3 separate regions of the Homo sapiens genome follow, and all the other regions are linked to region 1. The links are chromatin loops, found by intact Hi-C in ENCODE. Cell type or tissue: OCI-LY7. All regions are shown on one strand.

Evidence for each region. A loop is a pair of places that touch in the nucleus more often than their neighbours do. Peaks named below come from ENCODE experiments on the same cell type or tissue, not always from the same donor. Only the 100,000 strongest peaks of a DNase experiment are listed, where the experiment ranks them.
Region 2: it touches region 1 in a loop (10-fold over the local background); 20 of 110 quality-filtered maps call a loop at or near these places.
Region 3: a loop joins it to region 1, with 7 times the contacts of the local background. A loop is called at or near these places in 17 of 110 quality-filtered maps.

The regions. Positions count from the first base shown.
Region 1 is chr4:143,480,297-143,485,296 of GRCh38, reverse strand. No RefSeq gene overlaps it. Among named protein-coding and RNA genes, the nearest start is that of SMARCA5, 31 kb to the left of the region's middle. In OCI-LY7, a CTCF peak has its summit at 2,324 (motif pointing right); a DNase peak (open chromatin) is centred at 2,356.
Region 2 is chr4:143,373,881-143,378,880 of GRCh38, reverse strand. All of the region lies in intron 1 of GAB1 (GRB2 associated binding protein 1), which reads right to left. Among named protein-coding and RNA genes, the nearest start is that of MIR3139, 33 kb to the right of the region's middle. In OCI-LY7, a CTCF peak has its summit at 3,050 (motif pointing left); DNase peaks (open chromatin) are centred at 970, 3,010 and 3,443; H3K4me3 peaks cover 3,362 bases; H3K27ac peaks cover 3,776 bases.
Region 3 is chr4:143,401,251-143,406,250 of GRCh38, reverse strand. The region is part of intron 1 of GAB1 (GRB2 associated binding protein 1); the gene reads right to left. Among named protein-coding and RNA genes, the nearest start is that of MIR3139, 60 kb to the right of the region's middle. RefSeq lists enhancers at 1,331-1,410, 1,421-1,540, 1,661-1,720. In OCI-LY7, a CTCF peak has its summit at 2,910; DNase peaks (open chromatin) are centred at 1,480, 2,620, 2,880, 3,240 and 2 weaker places; H3K4me3 peaks cover 3,781 bases; H3K27ac peaks cover 5,000 bases.

The DNA of each region.
Region 1 (5,000 bases):
TTAAAAGCTGTTGTGAAGATGAAGTAACACTATTCAACTAAAATGTCACAGGAAATTATCAAAAGCTGTTAAATCTATTCCATTTGATGTGGAGTACAGTTGTAAACTTTATTAATAGTAACAAATATTAAAGTATATTCTGCCAATTGTTCATTTAGTGAATTGGCCTGATTCCACAAGTTCTAGGGTAGAAAGCAGGAGGAGGAAAAGGTCATTGGAGTTTAAGGAACATGGAGAGGCTGGTGTGCTGTATGCATTGCCCTGAAGGATATTAAAGTTACCCAGAAAATTGGAAGAAATATAGAAGAAGGGAAGGCATTGAGGCATGGGGGATGAGAGAGAGTGACCTCTGAATGAGAGGGAGTGAACAGAAATCACTAGAATATAGCGACGAGGACGGTGGTGTCTTAAGCTCCTATAGTTACAGTTTTGGGATGAGGATTGAGAACTTGTTTGAAGTAGTGTTGGAAGAGGAAGAAGGGGACTCATGTCCTGCTCTTAGGGTCTAGGGTATGACAGGAAAATACTTTCACTTGAAAGAGATGGGAAGTAGTATCCTCAGGAGAGCTCACGTTTAGTGAAGTCAGTTTGGGAATAAAATTGAGATAAAGCTCTTCCTTTAGAGAACCAGAGGAAAGGCTTAAGGGTTAGGAAGAGGTGGGAGACTGTGGCAAGTAATGGGACGATCATTTTGGGGGTGAAGAATTAGAGATGATAGATGACAGGACCTAGGTGAATTGGAGTTGTGGGGGATGCCACTGTAGTTGGAGTGCTTTTGGTAATGGTGGTGGCTATGGGCAAAGCCAAGTCCCCTTTTTGTGAGCCTCTGATTATCTCGGCTCAGGAGACTTCCATCTTTGCAACTGAAAAAGGAGGGCGGCCGGGTGCGGTGGCTCATGCTTGTAATCCCAACACTTTGGGAGGCTGGGGTGGGCGGATCACCTGAGGCCAGGAGTTCCAGACTAGCCTAGACAACATGGCAAAACCCTGTCTCTGCTACAAATACAAAAATTAGCTGGGCGTGGTGGCTCGTGCCTGTAGTCCCAGCTACTTGGGAGGCTGGGGCAGGAGAATTACTTGAACCTGGAAGTGGAGGCTGCAGTGAGCCGAGATTGTGCCACTGTATCCCAGCCTGGGCGACAGAGCAAGACTCTGTCTCAAAAAAAAAAAAAAAAAAAAAAAAAGAGGCCGGGCACGGTGGCTCACGCCTGTAATCCCAGTACTTTGGGAGGCCGAGGTGGGTGGATCATCTGAGGTCAGGAGTTCATGACCAGCCTGACCAACATGGTGAAACCCCATCTCTTAACTAAAAATACAAAATTAGCCAGGCGTGGTGGCACACGCTTGTAATCCTAGCTACTTGGGAGGCTGAGGCAGAAGAATGGCTTGAACTTGGGAGGTGGAGGTTGCAGTGAGCCAAGATCGTGCCATTGCACTCCAGCCTGGGTGACAGAGTGAGATGGAGTTCATATTTTAAATGTGCTATTTCTGCCTAAAATATCTTTAAAAAATAAAAGAAAATAAAAAGGAGGCCAAATGTCTATAGCAGCATTTATTCATACTACCTTGAAAGTGGAAACAATCCAAATGTCCATCAACTGATGAATGGATAATTAAAATGTAGCACAGCCGTAAAATGGAATATTATTCAGCAATAAAAAGGAAAGCAGTACTGATACATGCTACAGCATACATGAACCTTGTGTACAGTATGCTAAAGGAAAGAAGCTAGTCATAAACGGCCATGCCACATATTGTATGGGTTCTATTTTTATTAAATGTCTAGAAAAGGGAAATCTACAGAACCAGAAAATAGGTTCATGATAGCCTAGGGCTGAGGCAGGATTGGGGTAATTGGTAGTGATTGCCAATGGGTACGGAATTTGTTTTCGGGCTGATGAAAACGTTCTAAATTAATTGTGGTGATGGTGGTAAAAGGCTGCAAATACACTAAAAATCAGCTGTATAGTTTAAATGGGCGAGTTATTTGGTATGTGAATTATTAATATATTTCAGTGGAAAAAGGGGACAATAACTCAGGTTGTAATCAAACAAAATATTATGGATGTGAGAATGTTTTGGAGACCAAAAAGCACAAAATATATGTGAAATTGGTAAGGCAAGTGTGGGGACACCTTCTTCTGAAGATTTAAAAGAAAATGACTAATACTTTAGGGCTGGTCTTAACTGACTTATTGAAGGCAAGGGGGCAGACCACTTGGCTTCAAGGAACTTTTACAATTGTAATTCCATGAGAGAATATTCATGTAATTTATTCTACTTTTTGTCAGATTTCCCTTGAAAATTCAGTTCATGCACAAGAGGGTGCTGTCCACCAAATAACAACTTGTTCATCGCTGCTGGCAATGTGCATATGTAATCTTAGGAGAAAAAAACCAAAGTAAGGTCAAGGAGAACCTAAATTTAAAAGTCCCTTAATACATATGAACTAGTATATATGAGTTTGCTTATGAGTGTACAGCATATCTCTGGAAGGACATATAACATGGGCATAGGAGAGAGGGGTACTTTTTTCTGTAAACTATTTAATGCTTTTTATGTTTTGAACCCTATGATTGTATTATTTATAAGAAACATTGTATAGAAAGAAATAATACCTTATAAAAATTATTCTGTGATGTTATTTAGATTAACATGTGAAATTGAGAAAAGGGATGTGGAGAACATATGCAACATATAGAGATATTATTCAAATCAATTTTTTAAAATCATTGCCAATTCATAGTAATGGCTTATTTTGTCTACTTATTCTTCTAATGAATCCAAGGATTTTCCCATGTATTATATGTGTATTCTTTCCTTCCTTTCTTCCTTCCTGAACGCCTGGCTTCTTGCCTGCCTTCCTCCCTTCCTTTTTTTTCTCTTCCTCTCATTTTTTCCAGGTATAAGAAAGATAATTGAATTGTTCAACTACTTTTCAACTTTCTACTATAAAACTCTTCAATAGAAAATTTGAAAGAATAGTACAATAAACATTTACCACCTTGATGGAATAATTATTAATATTTTGATTTTAACTTACATCTTATCTTTTTAAGAGACAGAGTCTCACTTTGTTGCCCAGGCTGGTCTCAAACATCTGAGCTCAAGCAATCCTTCCATCTCAGCCTCCCAAGTAGATGGGACTGCAGGCACATGCCAATTATTTTGCTCTGTTTATCTCTGTACATATATGTATATGTGTGTGCATTTTTTTCAATATTATTTTCAGATGTTTTAACCCTAAATAATTCAGCAGCCATCTATATAATGAAGGACATTCAACTACATTGTCATAATATTATTACACCAGAAAAATTATGAGTAATTCTTTAATACCATTTATTATCTAGTTCATATTTTAAATGTGCTATTTGTGCCTAAAATGTCTTAAATCACTTTCTTCCCCCATGAAGTATTGTGGTTGTTATGCGTTTGTCTCTTTTGTTCTGGAGCAGTCCCTCACTTAAAAAAAAAAAAGACTTCATCTTTTTGTAGAGACCGGGCAAGTTGTCTTACATGGAATATTCTATATTTTGTCTGATTGTTTCCTGGTGGTGTCAATTAAATTGTCCCTCTGTCTTCTGGATGTTAGATTCAGGTCAAACATTTTTGGCAATAGTTTATTTTTAATCTTTTCATTATGAAATAAAACACACAGAGTTCACAAAACAAAAATATGCAGCACGATTAATTATTACAAAGTGAACATACCTAGGCAACCACCACCCAAGTGAATAAATAGAACATTGCCAGCACTCCAAAAACCACATGCGCCCCTTCCAACTTTTTACCTGTCCTTCCCATCCAGTGTAATTACTATCCTCGACTTTAGGAAATTAACTCCTTACTTCCTTTATAGTTTTGCCACCTAAGCATGCATTAAACACCATGGTTTAGTTTTTGCACTGTTTTTGCACTTTATGTGGGTAAAATCATATGTTGTGTTCTTTTGTATCTAGCTTCTTTTAGTCAATCTTGTACTTGAGAAATTCATCTATATGCTTATGAGTGGCTGTAGTTTATTCATTTAAATATCTGAATTATTGAAATAAAACATAATTCACTTCTCCTTTCTACTGTTGATGGGCATTTGGGTTATTTTGCTCATTTTGTTTTTGTAAATAATACTACCATGAACATTCTCATGTCTGTCTCTTGCTACACATGTGCATGCATTTCAGTTGGGTATAACTCGGTAGTATGATTTTTAGGCCATAAGGTATTCATATGTCTAAATTTTGTAAATATTTTGTACATTTTGTAAATAATGACAGTCTTTCAAAGTGGTTGTGTTAATTTGACCCCTACTAGCACTGCATGAGATTAATTTACACATTCTTAGCAATGCTTCGTATTGGCAGTCTTTTTAATCATTTGAGTGGATGTGCAGTAGTATAACGTGGGTTTTGTTTGCATTCTCGTCTCCTGCCCCTTTTTGAGTTACTGCATTTTTCTTACTGATCTATAGGAGTTCTAAATATAATCAGTTTATGAATCATTTGTTAATTTTCCCACTGTGTGTTTTGCTTTTGGTTATTGTAACAGTATCTATTGATGAGTAGATGTTCTTAACTTTGATATAATCCAATTTGTCAATCTTTTATTTTTTGGTTAATTCCTTTCTGGTCCTCTTTAAGAAACCTTCTTTTTTTTTTGAATCATGATAAAATTATCCTGTATAAGCTTTGTTATTGTTTTGCCTTTCACAATTATATCTACAGTTCACTAGGAATTGATACTTGCTTATAATATGAGTCACAGGTCAATTTTCTTCTTTTATTTATATGGATATCCATGTGGTCCACATTGTTTTCCACTGCTCTGCAGCTACTGTGTCATAAATCAGTGTCCATATATACGTGGTTCTGTTTCTGTGTTCTCTTTTGAGTTCCTTTGGCATACTTTTTCATCCTGGTACCAATGTTACTTGCTACATCTTTATAATAAGTTGTAAATCTTATAGAGTACTTCTTCCACATTGTTATTTTTCAAGAATA
Region 2 (5,000 bases), 110 kb after region 1:
ATGAATGCTGCTCAGACTACTGGGAGATACAAAGGGTCAGCTGCAGAGTCTGGCAGTGTGAAGCTTGTCCCAGGCCAGAGGCACAAGGTCAGAGAGAGGCCAGGGCTTGGAGTATGAGCTCTGTCGTATAACCTGAAACTTGAGACGGTGGTTCAGAAAGATACTCAGACAAAGAAAAAACAAGAGAGGTTTAGAGACTAGAAAAACGAGAGAGAGAGAGAGAGAGAGAGAGAGAGAGAGAGAGAGAGAGACACTTTGGAAGTTCCAATAGGCTGTCACAAAAAAGCAAATGTTTCTATCATCCATGTAGGTCAAAATAACATGCATTTATTGTATTTGTGAGCGAAATAGGACCTTACTAATTGTTGCTAAGCATAAAGATTTTTGTTACTAATATATGAGTGTCAAGAAAAAGGCCAGGATACAAGATTTTCATAATTAAGAAAAGAACCAGAACATATATTGTATATTTGCATAGGACTTTACAGTTTGCAAATCACCTTCACACAAATTCTGCTCTGATCCACACAACTATCCCCATGACATTAAAAGAAACTGAGGCTTGCGAGTATGATTTACTTGTCCAAGATGCCCAAACTGCTATACATCTGCTACATCTTCAGGTCTGCTGGGAGTTCTTCTACCACACCACCAAGTCTCTTTAAAACTACTTTTCCTCAAAAGCAACCTTTTCAGAGAAACAAAATTTATCCTTATGCATTTTTACAATTTTTCAATTTTATTTCATTCTTAGTATTGAAAGTTGCTGTAGGTTGAGTATTATTAAACAGTGTTTTTATACGCTATACATCATTGCCCCTTGTACGGCAAAGCGTGTGAGTATATGATGAGTTAAATAATCTTTGAGGGCTAATATGGAAACTTTGCCACCACGTGTACTATACTATCATTTCTATGGGACGTTCTGTTCCAAGCTACATTCAACAGACCTAAAAGGGATTGTTTAAAACACATGAACGTGGCTAAAAATAATCACCACTGCAAACCAGAAATTTCTTGGATTTCACTTCTCTTTTTCATTTCATTTAAACATATACAGACATACACAGAGCTTGTTTTCACTGAGCAGCACATACGGCCTAAAAAGCTAAGTATTTCTGTATAACAGAAGAAATTTCATAAAACTCCCACATTATGATGGTGGATTACATAAAGAAGTGGGAAAGTCCCCTCTGTCCCCAAACTGTGCCAAGACATCTGACATGCTCTTATCTGCCAGGACTATACAGTTATTCAACTTAGAATCCATTTTTTAGATAAATTAGCATAATATCATAATGATCCAAAAAAGTTCAAAAAGAACTTCTTGCCAGAATAATTAACTTCCTGAGGTCCTCCAAAAGATCTGTTCTGAGAAAAACGTCTCCCTGCCAAGGCATTTCAAATACTAAAAGCAGAGTGGCAGATTTTCAGTTATAAATTTCAACAAATCACCAACCATACATGGTTGAAAGTTTTTTCAATGAGAATCAAGGTGTCAAGTTTAAGATACAAGAAACAAAAACCCTCCCCCCAACAAAAGCCAGCTTCCAAAAAGGAACTAATCAAAGCATTGTTGCAACCACTATGTCTATTAAAAGAAACAGGTGATCAGAACATTAGGATAAGTTCAGTTAACAAGTTCTTCTGATGCTTTTTATAGTACTTGGCTTATTAAAAATGGATTCATCCACAACTTTTCGGAAACATTTTTGTTGTGTAAATTCAGATGTGACTGTATTGAGCTTAAACCAAAGCAAACAAAACAAGAAAAAAAAAAAAACCACCAGACTAAATCTAAATATTATTCTGGAAAACATTCATCAGTTAGCTTTTACTCTACCTCAAAGAGCAGGTATTATGAGGCCTGGTGGCTCGAGACCCTGCCATTTTCTCCTTTGCCCTCAACTCACAACAGTCCTTCCAGTAGAATATTTGAAAAGACAGACTAAGAATGATAGGGATCAAAATAAAAGCAGCTTACATGCATGAGAAACTCTGAATTGCCTAATTTCAGTCCCAATGCGTCTCAGTCTGCAGATCCTCTATAATTTTTGATGAAGTACAACATAAACCTGTTTAAAGCTGTTTACAATCAAAAGGTACAAAGTGTGAGAACCAAATTCTCTTGGTTATTGAGATGAGTCTTAAAATAACCACAAGAGCTAATATTTAATTTGGTGTTCTTACTTTTATGTGAGATTTCTTAGTAAGACACAAAATGCCCTTATAAAACAAAACAATCTACAGAGGAAATATTAATATCTCAGCTATTTCTCTAGTATCATGATGGCTATTTTTCAGGTTTAGAAAGCAAGTCATTTTTTGAAAAAGGCCAATTATCATTACTTTAAATACTCTTCTATATCTCTTTTTTGATGCATGTACTTAGAATAGCCTCATATGAAGCCCAGATAGCTCCACAGGGCGATACTAGCAATCCAGCCACATTCCAGTGAGTTCTTTTTAATCTGAAAAATGTTCAACATACACCTTGAATTCTTTTTTAGTAGTGCTGCACATTAGTTTTTCTGTGTTTTTCTCCCTGACCTATTTCTATAAGCTTATGCTTTCTTATTTTGAGTAACCTGAAAGTAGACACATGTTCATGATCTGTAAGCAAACTTAAAACAAATAACCCTACAAGCCCTAAACAGTATTACCTCATATAGTTGTATTTTTTTCTTTTTTATATTCATTCCTTCCCTTAGGTTATAGTTCTGCAGGTATAAAGCATAAGTATAAAGGTGGAGGTGGTGTAGGGGGTTGGGGAGGGGTGCTGGCGCTGGTGTGGGGCGAGGAGTTCTCCAGGATACAACATTCCAGATGATTTCTAAGTTCCCTTCCAAAGCCACATTTCTATTACTTGCTGGTTTCTCTGGTGGGCATTTGTCCCAGACAGGAGCTCCTATGCAGCAGCGGTTCTCAATCTCAATTAGGGGGCGGCTATTTTGCCTCCAGGGCACACTTGGCAATGCCTGCAGACATTTTTGTTGTCACAGCTGGGGATGGGGTGCACTACTGGCATCTAGTGGGCAGAGACCAAGGATGCTGCTGCTAACTAAACACCCTATAATGCACAGGGCAGGCCACACAACAAACAATCATCCAGGCCACAATATCAACAGTGCAGAGGTTGAGAAGTCCCACTGTAGAGTAACAAGCTTAGGAAACTAAATGATTTGTCATATTCGGAAAACTGCAGAGGCCATTTCCTAGATTTGCTTTCATACTCCTAAACAGGTAGCTGAAGAGACTTTTAACTCCTAAAAAGGAAGCAGAAAGCAACAGCGTTTATTCACAGCCCCCTTTCTTCCCTTATCTCCCTCTTTCTCATCCACACCTACTGCATGATCAATGTTGGGAGGCAAGATAAGTCAGCAATGATCCCTGACTTCCAGGTGCTACCATCTAGTGAAGGAGATGGAATGGTCTCCTTACCACCAGGTGGCAAGTGCTCAGATACGGCAAGAAGCAATGGGGTTTGCAAAGTGCACACATTCTTTAAAAGGTCCGTTAGGTATAAAAACTGCATTTAATTAGCAGATACTACTAAGGAGCTTTCATTGGCAAGTTTTAAAATAGATCAATTCAGCTAGAAAAGTTTAGTCCCATTAAGAAAATGTGTTTTCAGGCCGGGTGCAGTGGCTGATGCCTGTAATCCCAGCACTTTGGGAGGCCAAGGCGGGCACATCGCCTGAGCTCAGGAGTTCAAGACCACCTTGGGCAACATGGTGAAACCCCGTCTCTAGTAAAATACAAAAACTTAGCCAGGCGTTGTGGCGGGCACCTATAATTCCAGCTATTCAGGAGGCTGAAGCATGAGAATCCCTTGAGCCCAGGGGGCGGAGGTTGCAGTGAGCCAGGATCACACGACTGCACTCAAGCTTGGGCTACAGAGTGAGACTCCAAGAGCATTCCTGGAGGAGCATTCTTGAAAAAGTATTCCAAGAATCACTGGGTTTACCAGCCTTACAAGTCATTCTGGATTCTTTCTGTAGCAGAGGTAAGTAAGGAAGGCCAGATGTCAAAGCAATAACTGCACAATGGGAACAACTTGCTTCCTAGAATACTTTGAGACGTATCCATAGGAGCCATACAATTTTTCCTCCAAACCCAGACACTCGTGAAAGTAATTCTTCCAGGACAACGGTAAAAACTAGGACAAGTGTTCATGAGAGCCAAGACTGTATGGCAGCACTTCAGAAGCAACTTTGGTTGGACAATGATGCCCATGTGAACCCTGTGATAGCCACAGATAGTAAACCTAACTATGACTACTACTTTTTTAGTCAACTAAAAGTCAGCTATCGTCAAAAGGCAAGAAATTTGACACTCAGTATAAAATACACACCGAACACATTCAAGCAAATGTCAAATCTAGAAAATCTGAACATACTGTGTTTATGAATCTAAAGTATAAGATTCCCACAATAGTGTGCACCAGATGGGATTTAGCCTTTTCTCTGCAGCACATGAAAAGCAAGAAAAATTGTTGAACAGGTTTTCCTTTCCTTTGACTAATATCCTGATTCCCCAATCGGCACAGGCACATTTCTGGTACTTGCAACCAATACAAACCCTCAGTGACAAGTCACCTGACTTGACTTGTTTAATCACATTCTGATCCATGGACACTTTGTACTAAGCAAGAGAAGCAACTCCTCTTGAAAGTCATGCTGCCACCAAAATGTATGGGTTCTTGGGCATTTGAGTGGAGTCAAGATGTTATACATATAATCTAGAAAATCCTATAAAATACGACACCAAACTCCTTGGAAAACAAAAAAGATCTCCAGGAAGAATGAGGTCAATACTCTCCCTGTCTTCACTCCAACTCATAAATAAGGAGGCATCTGACAAAAAACCCACTGTAGTCTTACATGGAGCTTGCAAATTAAAAACTAAACCAAAACATATACCAATGCTTTGGACACATAACTGAGACTGAATGAAAAAGAAAGGTCACTCCCTGCAATGTTAGAAAGGTAAAAATATAT
Region 3 (5,000 bases), 79 kb after region 1:
CTAAATACCTAGGCACCAAAATTTTCAGCACAGTATTGTTTCTGTAAGTAAATATTTGAAATGATCTAAATATTCAGTAGAAGGTAGGATGATCAACTATCCCAGTTTTCACAAGACTATCCTCGTTTTAGCTCTGCAAGTCCCACATCCTAGAAAATGGCTCAGTCCTGGGCAAACCCAGATGATTAGTCACAGTAGGAAACTGAGTAAATAAACGATGATATACCACCATACAGGAGTCTTACACAGCCATCAAAGTGATGCTTAGGAATGGCTTTTTTTTTTAAAGAGTTTTTTTTCTCCCCATGGTTTGCAAAATTCCCAAAATACTGAGAGATCATGGCAAGAAACTCATCTTTTCCATTTGGAGTAGATGGAATTTGGTGTGAAGGAATATTGGCAACACCTTTCTTTCTGCAAATTCTGGCTCCCCTGTCACCTCGGCCAGGTCAAGCTGACTACTCCAAGATGTCCACAGTACCTTGTGCAAACCTCCATCATAGCACTCTACCTTGGCATTTCAATCAACCCTTTGTACAACTGCTTTCCTCCCCCAAGATTCTGTCTTATTTCTCTTTAAGTGTTCAGCATAGTGTACAGCATGCAAGGACTTGGTGGTTAAAAGGCATGGGTGATAACTGTTGCCTGAATAAATGAACAAATGAATGAATGTCTTAATTCATTTGGTAATGATGCTGTCTCTGTTCTTCACTAACTTGGCCTTCAGGTATAATGGATGATACAACAAACCAATAGTGGGTTTTCTTATTGTTGTAAGAATTCAGCCATAAACTCTCAAATCTCCAGCCCACAAGGCTCAGTGAACAAAAAGTGAAACTAACTTAATCAGGGAATAAGTCAATTATGAACCCTGGGACTGAAACCGTGCCAATATGTTAATATTAGGAACCTACAACTTCACAGTGCCTACTATGAGAAGGCCCACACATTTCAGTCATTGAATATTATGTTAGCATTTTTATGTATATATACACAGTTACATAGTCTCTCTCTCTCTCTATATATCCATACATTTGTGTGTATGTGTGTGTGTAATGACTTCCCAGTCTCTCAGAGGGTAGAATGTAACGTCATCACAGAGAATAAGAACAAAATGGCATATGCTATGAAGTATAATGTCAATGTCCATTTGATGTTTAATAACGTCTTGTTTAAATAAAGAACAAGACCATGAAAAAATAAATATTGTTTATGCAGTAGAAAATTCATGTTATCTCTCAAATTAAAGACATAAAATTTTCCTGCACAGAGGCAAATTCTAATTGCAGTTTTGGAGCAGTGCTGTCCAACAGAACTTTCTGTGATAATGGAAATGGCTGTGCTGACCATCACAGGATCCATTAGCCAACATGTGACTACAAAACTTGAAAAGTGGCTGATGCAACTGAGGAACTGATTTTCTAACTTATTTAATTTAAATTTAGCCACATGTGGCTAGAAGCTATCATATGGACAATGCAGTTGTTTTGTTTTCAGTTTTGCAACAGTGTCTCGCTCTGTTGCTCAGGCTGTGTGCAATGGAGCAGTCATGGCTCATGGCAGCATCAACCTCCTGGGCTCAAGCAATCCTCCCACCTCAGCCTGTCCAGTAGCTGGGACCACACGTGCATGCCACCACGCCTGGCTAACTTTTCAATTTTTTGGAAGAGATGAGGTCTCAGTGGGTTGCCCAGGCTGGACAGTGCAGTTTTAAAGGATATTTCTTCAACTTAAGAGACAAGCAAGATCAATTGCTGAAGCAGGTACAGCTTTAATAATAAAATCCACAACAAATATTTAAATTGTGTAATGCTACTGTAAGCAGTTGTGCCTGAGATCCTAACAAGCATGTGGGTCTATTTCCTAGTTTCACTGTGTTCCACAAACTTACTCTACCCTAAAAATGTGTCCCATATGTTGTTATTGTCATGATTAGGAAAGGAAATGGTTGCTTAAATAAAACTGATCATTAATAAAATACGCCAATGACAATCTAGAATTTTTCAATGAAAATTTATCTTCAAAAAATGTACTGATTCTAAATTCCATTTCTTGTTCAGCTATCCAATCCAAAATAATTATTTCTGGGTTAGAACTACTGTTTTGAATTTCCAGCAAAACAAAACATTCCCATTTTCTTTTCTTAGTTTCTTATGAAACATTCACAATTTACAACAAAATAAAACACTGCTATATTAAGATTTGGATCACTGTTTAAAAACAACACTTTCACATTAAGAACTAAAGGGAAAGCACTGAAGTGTTACAAATCAAATTTCAAATTTCCATAATTAGATTTATATGTAAAAAGCCAAAATAACGCTTAAATATCATTTTCTTCTTAACATAAATCTCAGTCTAAAGCTTCCAGAACAAGATATATGGCAATGAAAAGTTTCTTTAGAAAGACATCCTTCCAAAGAGATAAATTATGCCTTCTGGAGCTACTGACTATAAACTACATTAAGTCCAATAAGCAAGAATGAATAACTTCATCTAAAGAGAAGGACTAAGTACAAGGTTGAATGCAAGATAAAAATTATGGCACAGATAATGAAATCAAGATCTCTGATGCAAACGTGGAAGGCTCAGCCCAAGTGCCAATAATGACATCTTCCTCTTTCCCCATGAGGGCTACGGGTGTCACCCTTTCATAAAACACGATTCTTGGAGGAAAACGATTCTTCATGCATGCACCATGCAGATAATGATCTCACCATACAAGAAAGACGATTGCCTATTTATTTCTTTTTGTTTTCAATAAATCCAAGTGCCATCTTGCCCATTTTATGGTGTTTTGCCCCTAAAATGAGCCCAGCTTTCTTTTTTCTGTCAACTTTTCATCTCCCTCTACACTACCCAAGCCTCATAACCTTCGGTCAACAGGAAATAGATACAATGGACTGAAAATAACAGCGGCTGTAAGGATTTGTATTGTATATGCATGATTTAATGCTTGAGGACAAGGAGAGAAGTGTTGAAGGAAAAGAGAAAATAACTAGCTACTTCTGCCAGAGAAATAACAGTGCCATCTGGCAGGACCCAACTCATCTTGAGCTCCAAGCAAAATTGTTACCAGTTCATAAAAGCTTAAAAACAAAAAAAAAAGAAAAAAGAAAACAAGTACACTATGTATAGTAATACAATCACCCATATAGATAGATTAGATAGACCATGTGCAGTTGACACAAGATAACTTACACACTCATCTGCTTTCAACATGTTAGAAACCCAGTGAGACAACCAGAGTCATTCAGAAAGTGCTGGCATCTGAGGTAACAGACAACAACCGACTGTGTCTGACTTGCCAACTTGGAAGTTCACTAAAGTCTGTAAAAGCTAAAAATAACCACATAAACATGTTTACAGCAATTTAAAAATACAGGATCTGCACTGTCTTCTAAATATAAACCTTCAGTTTGGAGCACAGGGATTGGCTTTGGGTTTTCAGAGATGTCATCTGGACATCCCACATTTCACCACAGAATTTCACATTTCAGTATTTTACTTTACATATCCAATTGCTGGTATTTAACTAGAACGAAGAAGGGTAGAACAGGGAAAGGTGAACAGGAAAGGAAAAGATGGTACCTATTCCCCTATTTAATTAGAGGGCTTCAAAATACCACAAATCTCCAACCCTTTGTGATGGGACCTGACCTTCACGAAATTCTGAAGGAAGTTATTTGGCCTGTATTTTTCCACTCAACACATCCCCTCTCTAATCCAGTGATCTCTTCCCCATTCCTCATTCCTAAGACTGTACATGCTGGTGAAATAGAGAAAAGGAGACCAGAAGTCAAGTGGAACACAGATATATATGCTATGAACACAGATAAAAGTCCTCATATCCCAGCTGGTACAGAAGGGTAGGCATGTTAAAGACAACAATTCTATTTATTGTTCTGTTCCTGAAAAAGCTAGATAATTCTAAATCAAACACAGGGAAAATTTTCCAACTAAAATCCATAATGCTTCAATCAACCTGGATCGCCTAGGGCAGTTATACTAAGATTATTAAGGATTCAAAGGAACATTTTATTAGTGTAGACAAAAGCCTATTTGGTCTCTATAATTTATGCGAAGTTATTCTTAGATATTAATTTTTGGATAGCATTGGTTTAAATTTTATCTCGTCTTTAATTCTAAGAAATCTTAAAATTCTAGCAGCTGTTAAAGAGAAAAAAAAAACCCTGCAAACATAAACTTAGCTTATACTTGTATATCATAAATTTTAAATGTCTGTGCCTCTTAAAGTACTGTGGTGGAGTCTATTATTTCTGAAGGTTGCCCAATATCCAAGGAAAGTGTTCTCCAGAAAAAAATCATGTAAGCTATATGGGCATTTACTTTAACAAATTTATTTTAAATAAATAACTAGCAACAACGTCAACTGAAAAGTGAAGGCGAAAATTATACATAATCTCGCCAGCATCAAAAAATCTATTTCTCCATATTCTCATCTAATCTTTATTCATATCATACATACTTTTAAGTAGCTAGTTTTTAAAATAAGGATGAATGTATCTTTGGTTTCAGGAGCCATACAACCTTCTGAGGCAGGTTTAAATTTTTAATTCCTTAATTTTCCACCTATTGTGACTTTTTCCAAGTCTTGCTTACCATGCTAGAATTACGGAGGGAAAGGTGAAGTCCTAACTGAAATGCTTCCTGAAACCCATAAAGAAAATGCATTTCATGATTATAAAAACACTAGATATTTATTTACTTTCTAACTTAACACAGCATCCCCAAAACATTGTAGCATTTAAGATATTTAATTATCACTCAATGAATGTTCTGTTAGGCCTTGCCCAATCTGGTACAGAATGCAGTTGATGCTCTAAGCAAATAATGACTAAAACAAATCTGTATAATCCTCTCAACAGAAATGTTATCACCTTGTTTACCAACAATTGCAATCTCACAGTGTGCAGAATGATTTATTAGATCTAACAGATGAATAATTTATTCCAAAAAAAGATCTCTTGATATTTCAA